Regions from separate parts of the Homo sapiens genome. Here region 1 is linked to region 2. The links are chromatin contacts, found by Hi-C or POLR2A ChIA-PET in ENCODE. All regions are on one chromosome and are shown on one strand. Each heading gives the region's core, a stretch centred on a gene start or an enhancer-like site at or near the end of the contact. The rest is flanking DNA. Distances are from core to core; before and after follow the strand shown.

Region 1 (4,386 bases), core at 1,763-4,262, 1.1 Mb before region 2:
GTTAGGCTTAATACCTAGGTTATGGGTCGACAGGTGCAGCAAACCACCATGTTACATGTTTACCTATGTTAAAAAACCTACACTTCCTGCATATGTATCCCAGAACTTAAAATAGAAAAAAGTTTTTTAAAAAAGGGACTCTACCCCTCGGGCTCTCTGCTGTCATCTGTCTCACATTCTTGCTTCCACCAATGCCATTCTCTTGGAATTCCCAGCCTCCAGAACCATGAGCCATATAAATATCTATGGTTTATAATTTATCCCAGCCTGTGGTATCATGTTATAGCAACAGAAAATGGACTAAGACTGATTCTTAGAAACCTGTTTCTATTTTCAAATTCTAAGACAAATTCCAAGTTGCTACTACTGCTTCTTTATCTTCATCCCCATCTTTCTTATTTTTAAAACTTTTTGTTTTCAGAATTTCATTTCCCACTCAACTAAACCGACCCTTTGCTGATGCTATAAATTTGAATGCTAGGTCATCAAAATATATGTTTTTAAAAGAGACAATATTACAAAGTAGCTACAAAGCAACAAAACAAGACTGTCTGAAACACTTACAAAAGATCACCACCCTCCTCCCCATTTTCACTATTACAGAAACCCAACCTGGGTGGTATATATATTACTATTCATCAAGCCACAAGCATGTTCTCATGCCACTTCTCTCTTCTTTTCCATCTGTCTTAAGTGACATGGATTTAGAGAACCATACCTAAAGGGTCATTCTGAAGAATGCTTTTCATTTTATTAAGATTCTCTGAATTAGGTGAATGGTGTAGGTGGATAGTGTAACAGAGCTTTGATCCACCTGTGGAAACTCATGCAGTCAGCAGTCATCTTTAGAAATGTGCTTTAGATATCAAAAATGATAGTGTTACTTTCACTCAGAATACAAGAAGCAAGTCTATTTGATACTCCAATTACCATTTGTTAATTACATAATCAGTAACATCTAGTTTTGTTTTGGTTTTAATTGCTTTTTCTCCACCTCCAGAATTTGCACGCACAGAATGTTTAAGCACAGGCCTAACTACTTTCCACATCTTTTCACATTCAATGCTTACAACAGTCATACGAAGTAGGCATTACTATCAATATTTGCAAGGGAAAAGGAGGTTTATAATAGATTAAAGACTTTGCTTATGGTAACACATAGATCATAAGTGAGTCAGAATTTGAAACCAAGTTTTCTGATTCCAAAGCCCACGGCTTTGAAAACTCTTGTCAAGATGGCATTGCAATAATATGGTTTGAGCCCCGTGCCTTTGCTTCCAACATGTAACAATAATAGATAAGTTTTAAAAGAGGTGATATAAAAGAAAAGTAATAGTCAAAAACAAGATAAACATACCAGAAATAAACTATAAACACAAAGTGAGGTACACTGCACCAGATGGTGTCTAGAATGAGAAGCAAGCCAATCCTTGTATCTGCAAAGTAACTGGATGCCACATGTGTCCCACAGGGAGTAATAATCAGTGCCAAGCTTACTGATTAAAACCTGAAGGTAAGACAAGAGGAAGCCGAACAACTGACTAACACCTCCCTTTTCCTGGAGCCACGGCTTGCATAGAGCTGCTTTCTTGGGGAGGCCAAAGCAAGCAGCCATAATCTCACAGTCACATCCTGGGACAGACTGCTCTTTGATTTAGTGACTAGGTTTTTGATATCCCCATTAGCAGAGATTATAGACTGGGAAACGAGAGGGTACAGAGCCAACACTAAGACAATAGGAATGGTGCAGAAGGGCTAGCAATGAGAGAGAGAGAGAGAATTTTTAAATCCTTCTCATTCCAGTTAAGCCTGAAAACCAAAATTCTAAGCCATGAGAGAATGATATAAAAAGGCACCAGCAAAATTTTAAAAACAACATTCAGTGAAGTTATTCCAGAAGACATGAAAATAATAGAGCGGTTTCAGAATAACTTCAAAATAAGCATGCTAGGATTTTGGAAGAGACAAGAAATAACATCAATACAATGTGTAACAAAGTAAGTAGAAATAAAACATTTGAAGTGGCGATGAGAATCAATTAAAATTTCCAGAAAAGAAAAACATTGTCAAAAAAATAAATTCTGGAGTGGACATAGTCAAAAAAAGAATTAGTAAATGGGAAGATGTCTCAGTAATTCACCAAAAGTGCAGCACAGATAGATATATAAAATAGTGTGAAAGAGAATTTAAGAAATATGTATATTATGAAACTTTAACATATATCTATTATGGAGTTCCAGAAAAAGAGATTAGAGCTAATGTTAAAAGAAGCAGTGCCAGGCACTGTGGCTCATGCCTGTAATCCCAGCACTTTGAGAGGCCAAGGTAGGCGGATCACAAGGTCATGAGATCAAGACCATCCTGGCTAACATGGTGAAACCCCGTCTCTACTAAAAATAATAATAAAAAAAAATTAGCCGGGCATGGTGGTGGGTGCCTGCAGTCCCAGCTACTTAGGAGGCTGAAGCAGAAGAATCATTTGAACCCGGGAGGGGGAGGTTGCAGTGAGCCGAGATCCCGCCACTGCACTCCAGCCTTGGCAACAGAGCAAGACTCTGTCAAAAAAAAAAAAAAAAAAAAAAAAAGCAATATTTGTGCTTTGTGGGATCAAAATTGTGGAAATAATTTCAGGAAGATCAAAGTGTCTAGAAAGATGAACAAACTCTATGCTCTCTACCCAGTAAGAAGAAGAATAAAACTATACTGCTACTCTCTAGGAAAGTCTTTAAGGACCCATAATTTGTCTGGGATGATAGGATCTAGTCCTATAGATTATTTTCTATATTTTGATGGAATAAATCATCTTTAACATAAATTGTTCAATCCATTTGAAAGAATGCAGCTGATATAATATGTACTCTTAAAGAGAAGGCACGATTTCACTGTATCAGCTGTCAACTGCTACAAGGGTACAGAAGAGCCTGAAATTTAGTGACCAAGAGAACTGAAGAAGTAAATCAAAGAGTGTCATAACCCTGGCACATGTCCAGGCTACTCTCTCATCCCTATGTGAGCTCATAAGTGCACACACACACACACACACACACACACACACACCACCAACCTGGTCTATAGGCAAAGGAGAAGTAATCATCAATATGGTAATAAATACATAAGAAAAGCAACAAACCCACTAGTGATATATTCTGTAACAAGCGCTTGGTGTTACGCTTCACACCATTGGTGAAGCATTTTTTTTTCTTGTTTTATTCAGAACACTTGTCAGAAGACTCTTTCGTTTTATTTCATCTACACATGTCTTCAAAACTAAGTGCATAACTAGGAGGAAAAGACATTGCCTTAAGATGTTAGAGGCCTAAGCACAAGATATGTGTTTATGTTTGTATGTGAATATATGTTTTATATATAGATAAGAGAGATCAGCATATATTAATCTGTGACCATATAGCCACTGTTTCCTAGTAATCAAATACGTAATCTAAACATCTATGGAAGACTAGCTTTACATAAGAAAATATACACCTTCTTAAAATCATGGTATTAAAATTATGTGGTTGACTTCAGTTTTTAAAAGATGCCTCTGTCTCAGCAGCAAATCAATAAGTAAATATACAAAGAAAAGACAGGCGTTACTAGTTTAAGATTAAATGTTAGGAGAACTAAGAAGTAGGTCTTTAGTTTTTCACGATTTATGTACTTTCATTAGAGGGAAGCTCATTCTTTTGTAGCGTCTCTCCAAAGCCTAGTAACTTCCTGCCTTGTGGTTAGACTTTATAACCAAGTAAAATAATAAAGTTCCCTTTAATTTTTGGTCTTTACATTCATTTGGAGGGAATAGGTAAGTGGTAAACATTTTTTAAAACATCTTTATACAAAAAGGATAAACTTTCAAAGGTCTAATCTCTTGGCCTTTTAAAAACCCTCAGCCACACCTTAACTTTACTTGAGATATAGTGAAAGAAAATCCAAAATGATTTATATGTCCTTTCCTGACTATTCATATTAAGATAATAACAAAAGACCTTATTAACAAAACACTTTGGGCAATTATGATAAGACCACAATTTTTTAAAGCTCAAAAGATTCATGCAAATAAAATCTTTGACATTTTCTTTCAAAAAAAATATTTTCACTTTCCTGCAGCACTAATAAACAGCTAGGAACTGTGTATGTGGGCAAGGGAGAATGAATGTAACAGGTGACGAGAGCATAATGAACTTGTTCTCTTAGAAAAGGATTTGTCAGTCACATTTTGCAATTGTTGAAGGAAGCTTGTATCAAATCATAGAAACAGTTCGGAAAATAATTATTCTTTTTATACATAATTTTTGTATAAAGGCAAGCCTATTACTTAGTTCCACAACAGTTGATTTTTCCTTAAATCTTTGCAAAAGAGAGCTAAGTAATGCTTCAAAATTGCCTTAT
Region 2 (4,226 bases), core at 1,286-3,785:
CTGGTTAAGAAGTAAGAGGAATGTATTTAAAAGATAGACTTGAGTAGTCCAAATATCTTTCCCAAAGTCTATGCACTAAGGTGTGTGTGCGCCCTACTCCTTGGTGAGCCCATTAGTCCCTTACCCAGAACCTATTAAGTTTACTTTAGACAGAATTGTGACAAGTGAGGCTATCTGGATTCCCAGTCCGCACTAGACTGGAAGTTACCCATCAGAAGATGAGGAGAATGTTAGTGGCAGCTATGCTAGTAACAGTAAGGACAATAGATTGTCAGTTAGTGAAGGGGGAGAGAGAGAAATTACAAAAGGCAGAGATAATCACTAAGTCATAGCATCCTAGAGTCCTTCGGTGCAGCGACTGATAGCTTTTGTACCTCCTGGGAGCATTCCTAACACCTAGAAAGAATATAGAATAGGAACTGGATATATTTACTGAATCCGCTACAACCTACTACAATAATTACTTTTAATAAAATTAACATTGAATTATCAAGAAAATGCTAAATGACGTTCAACAAACTGCTTAAGAGAAACATTTGCAATACATTGTAGAAAAATCTGTATAATGGTTAAAAATAATTTTCATAAAAAAAGTTTGACCCCCCACTAAGGGCCAAGCTCCAATTATGCTGGTCATCATTGAATTGAAACGGTTTGCTTTGTATCAATTCTGAATAAATGATGCACTAAAAAACAGCAGACTTTATTTTGCCTAGAGCAGATTTTGAATTGTGGTATATGCAAATAATATGGTATTATATTATATGAGGTTTAACTATATAAAATGGCAACAGATTGCATAGTTCAATCACTAGGGTGATGAAAAATAATTGTTTTAAAATGTGCCATTGCCACTAAGGAAAACATTGGCACTATGTGCCCGGCACTGTGCTGGGTGCTGAATTTATTAAGCATTAATTTGAAAAATTGCTTTCACTTTCAAGACTGTGACAGTATTCTAAAACTCTCATTCATATTGTTTAAAGGTTAAGTGAAATTTGCAATACACAATACAGCCATTACATAACAGGCACAGAATACAGTTTCATGACTTGGATAGTTTTTGTTTTTTAAGCGCATTAGCAACTTCATTTCCAAATGCTATCAAATTCTTCAGGATATGAAAACCTACATATAAGAATGGAGTGCCTCATCGGCTCATTTGTCTTATGTAATAAGTGTTTTAACACGGGCATGCCGTTTCAGAATTTCGGGTGAGACTAAGCTGTACTTTAGCTTTTTTGTGTCAAGCAAAAACAATTTCAGCAACAACACTCGCTTCCCCTGGTAATTTTTTTCATGGCGAATTACTAAATGCTAGATGCTCAAGTCAAAAAGAAACCTGACATCTGGGGAGGTGTTGAGGGGGTGTTAATAGTTCTAGTGAGATGTCTGGGGAGCGTTGAGGATACGATTTTTCAAACAGCAAATACAAGGATAAGGGGAAATTATGGTTTCGTATGACTCTCTCCTCCTTCCACTTTCTCGTTTCACCAATCTGTGGCCCCCCCAATTTAGAGGCGGGTTCAGTGAGATTAGGCTGCAGGAAACCGAGAGGCTCCACCGCGCTGCCGCCCCGGCCTCGTGATGTAATTGTTATTTCTTATTCGGAGACCGAACCGAGGAGAGCTGCTGAAGAAGTAGCAGCCCTGCTCCTTTTCCCTTGTCTTGTTGGGTCAGATCCTTCCCGGGGATGATGCAGATTGGCTGACAGACTCCGCTGGAGACTTCGCAGTGACAAAGCAGCCGAGGATTAACCCTGCTCCTGGGTCCTACGTCTGTCCAGGGAGCTGAGCGGGGCGCTCCTCAGGTCTCCTTCCTAGTTTTCCTCCCAGAGTCGCTCCACACGAGTGCTGGGCGCCTACTACGTGCTGGGCGTGGGGTCAAAGTGACCCAGAGTTCGCGCCCGTGCCCCCCAACATTAAAGCAGGACACACAGATTACAAGGAGATAGAAATTGGGGGTGGGTGGGTGAAAGGGGGCCCAGAGAGCGCGTGTTGTGGGGTGAAGGGGAGGAGGTAGACGCTTAAGGCAGGCGGGGACCCTGGAGCGTCTGGGGCGCCCCGGCCCCCAGGCTGTGCCCAAACGGGAGCATTCGGCCTGGGTCCCAAGAGCGCTTTCCCCGGTCCCCAGGAGGAGCTGTCCAGGCGCCTGCAGCGGTCGCGGGCGGCTGGACAGAGCTGGGAGCCCGGGGGACGGCCCGGGCGCGCCGTGCAGCCCCTCTCTCGGGGACGCGGTCCTCTCGCTGCCTCCGGGTCTTGCAGCCCCGTCTGGGACACCCGGAGAGCAGGCGAGAAGGAAATCCACGAAACAGAGGGGGTTCCGCAGCTCCTGTGAGCCGCCCGGATCCGCGCGGCTTCCTCCTGACCGGGTGACAATGGGAGGGAGGGGGAGAAAAGGGTTAAGAAACTTGGCTGAAGAGCTGAATGGCGTGGGGCGGCGAGGGGAGGGACTGGGCCGCGGCGGACTCGGCGGCGGAGGGAGGAGCGCGGCTGCGGGCGGGCGGTGAGCGAGGCGCTCAAAGTCAGCCTCGCAGACATTGCAGCAGAGCCCCGAACTCGGGAGGCGGCGGCGGAGGAGGCGGCGGCGAGGCGCAGGGACGACCCGGCCCCACGCCCGCCCGCCACCCGCGCGCGCCCGTCCGCCCGTGGCCTCGCGTCCGCCGCTGCGCCGTGAGCGCCGCTGGTCGGAGGGAAGAGCTCGCCGGGGCGCCGGGCCAGGACGGGGCGGCAGGCGCCTTCGCGGACCGAGCCTGACGGAGCCGGAGGCTGGGAGCCGCGGCGGCCTGGGGTGAGTGACGGCCGCGGCCAGGGCGCCAGGAGTAGCGGCCGCCGGCGCCGCCGGAAACGGCCCGGGAGCGCGGCCCGCGTCGGCTCTCGCTTGGCTGGCAGGGCCGCGGGGGCGTCGGGGCGGCGGGGAGGGCGCGTTTCCGGGGAAATCCTGCCTCTGCTGCCTGGTTCGAGTCTCCGGGTTCTCGCGGGGGGCCGGGGCGGCGGGCCGGCAAGTTGTGGAGTGGCCCCGGGTCGGCCCGCCCGTCCGTGCCAGTTCTGGGCAAGGGGGCGGCCGTCGCGTGGCCCCTGAGCGGGGCCGGACTCGGGGGGCCGGGTCGGGGTTGCCCCCGCTCGCTTGCCCTCTCGGTCCCGAACCCCGGGCACCGCTCGCCTCGCCGCTCTCCGTCCTGCTGTCCAGCCGGATCCTGGGCGGCGCCTTTCGCCTGGGTGCCTCCCTGCTCCTTGCTCGCTGGATACCCGGCTGGGAAAGTGAATAGGAAAAGGGACAGCTCGCCCGGCCCCCACCCGACCCCGGGCCGCTCTGCCCGCACTCGCGGTCCCCTCCCGATGGCGAGGCTCACGGACCCGAGGCCTCAGCCATCATTTTACCAGGAGCCAGGGGCCGGCCCCCATTTAGGGTGAGCCCGGTGGAAGTCCGGGAGGCTGCCTTTTCTCCCTTCTTCTGTGTCCACCTTATTACGATTGAATATTGTTTTATGAAGGTTTCCGTGGATGTATTCTGCAGACCCTCCCATCCCTTCCAAAGTAGTTTCCCAATTTTGATCAGGAGTTGGTGTTCAGTCAGAAGGAACAAAGGAACCAACTGTGTCTTAGAGGCGGACAGGCTGGGAGTCTGTGACACATGTTGATCTCTGAAGCATTCCAGGAGTTTCTACCTTTTATCACGTCAATAATTGGCTGCTGAAGGTAGTAAAAGAAGTACGGAATGATAAGCACTTTTGCGTTTTAAAAATATTTTTTAATGGCACATTTTACTTTGGGGAAAAAAGACGTTCTTAGGCACAAGGATTTTTAAAAACCCAGTTGGTGGAACTGAGTTGGAGTTTGTTTCTGGTATTGTAAATGATTACATGTGGGATTGTGAAGGAAATTGTGTCCTTAGAGGAAGAGAAGCCATCTGTAGGTGTCCATAGTAAAAATGGTTGTCGGGTTATATGTGATGAATGCTCTTTCTGTTTCTTGGGGGAATTTGTGAAGCAAGGGGCTTCGGTAATTCATTCTTTAAAGTTATGAATTGCATTGAACCTGCTTATTAGTGAATCATAGGTTTAGTAAGTGGGTGGCATTATTCAGTGTTTAATCATCAGTTTTCCACCTTTGTTGAAGAGACAGTGAAATAATAGACTTTTTAAACAAATGGTGTTTCATCTGCCTGGCCCCTAAGTGTCGGTTGCCGCCTGGAGTATGTTGAAGTGTTTTTCACCTTCCAAGTAA

What was found. A loop is a pair of places that touch in the nucleus more often than their neighbours do. ChIA-PET counts read pairs that join two places held with the same protein, here RNA polymerase II (POLR2A). Pooled maps may share reads with other maps.
Region 1: a loop to region 2 is called in a map with no recorded cell type, with 6 times the contacts of the local background. The contact joins the enhancer-like site here to the promoter of NRIP1 in region 2. A Hi-C loop is called at or near these places in 1 of 37 single-sample maps with no recorded cell type and 2 of 50 pooled maps. POLR2A ChIA-PET finds 5 or more read pairs at or near these places in 1 of 52 experiments (activated CD4-positive, alpha-beta T cell).

Annotation. Positions count from the first base shown.
Region 1 is chr21:16,195,982-16,200,367 of GRCh38, reverse strand. The region is part of intron 3 of MIR99AHG (mir-99a-let-7c cluster host gene); the gene reads right to left. Among named protein-coding and RNA genes, the nearest start is that of SNORD74B, 87 kb to the left of the region's middle. Within about 2 kb of position 3,012, at least 8 of the 41 ENCODE cell types and tissues checked have a DNase peak (open chromatin) inside an H3K27ac peak, as active enhancers do.
Region 2 is chr21:15,063,309-15,067,534 of GRCh38, reverse strand. It overlaps NRIP1 (nuclear receptor interacting protein 1), which reads left to right and starts at 2,535. Exons shown (of 4, transcript NM_003489.4): 1 at 2,535-2,790. It overlaps LINC02920 (long intergenic non-protein coding RNA 2920), which reads right to left and starts at 465. Exons shown (of 2, transcript NR_186411.1): 1 at 323-465. RefSeq lists enhancers at 1,634-1,683, 4,134-4,183 and silencers at 2,014-2,193, 2,444-3,303.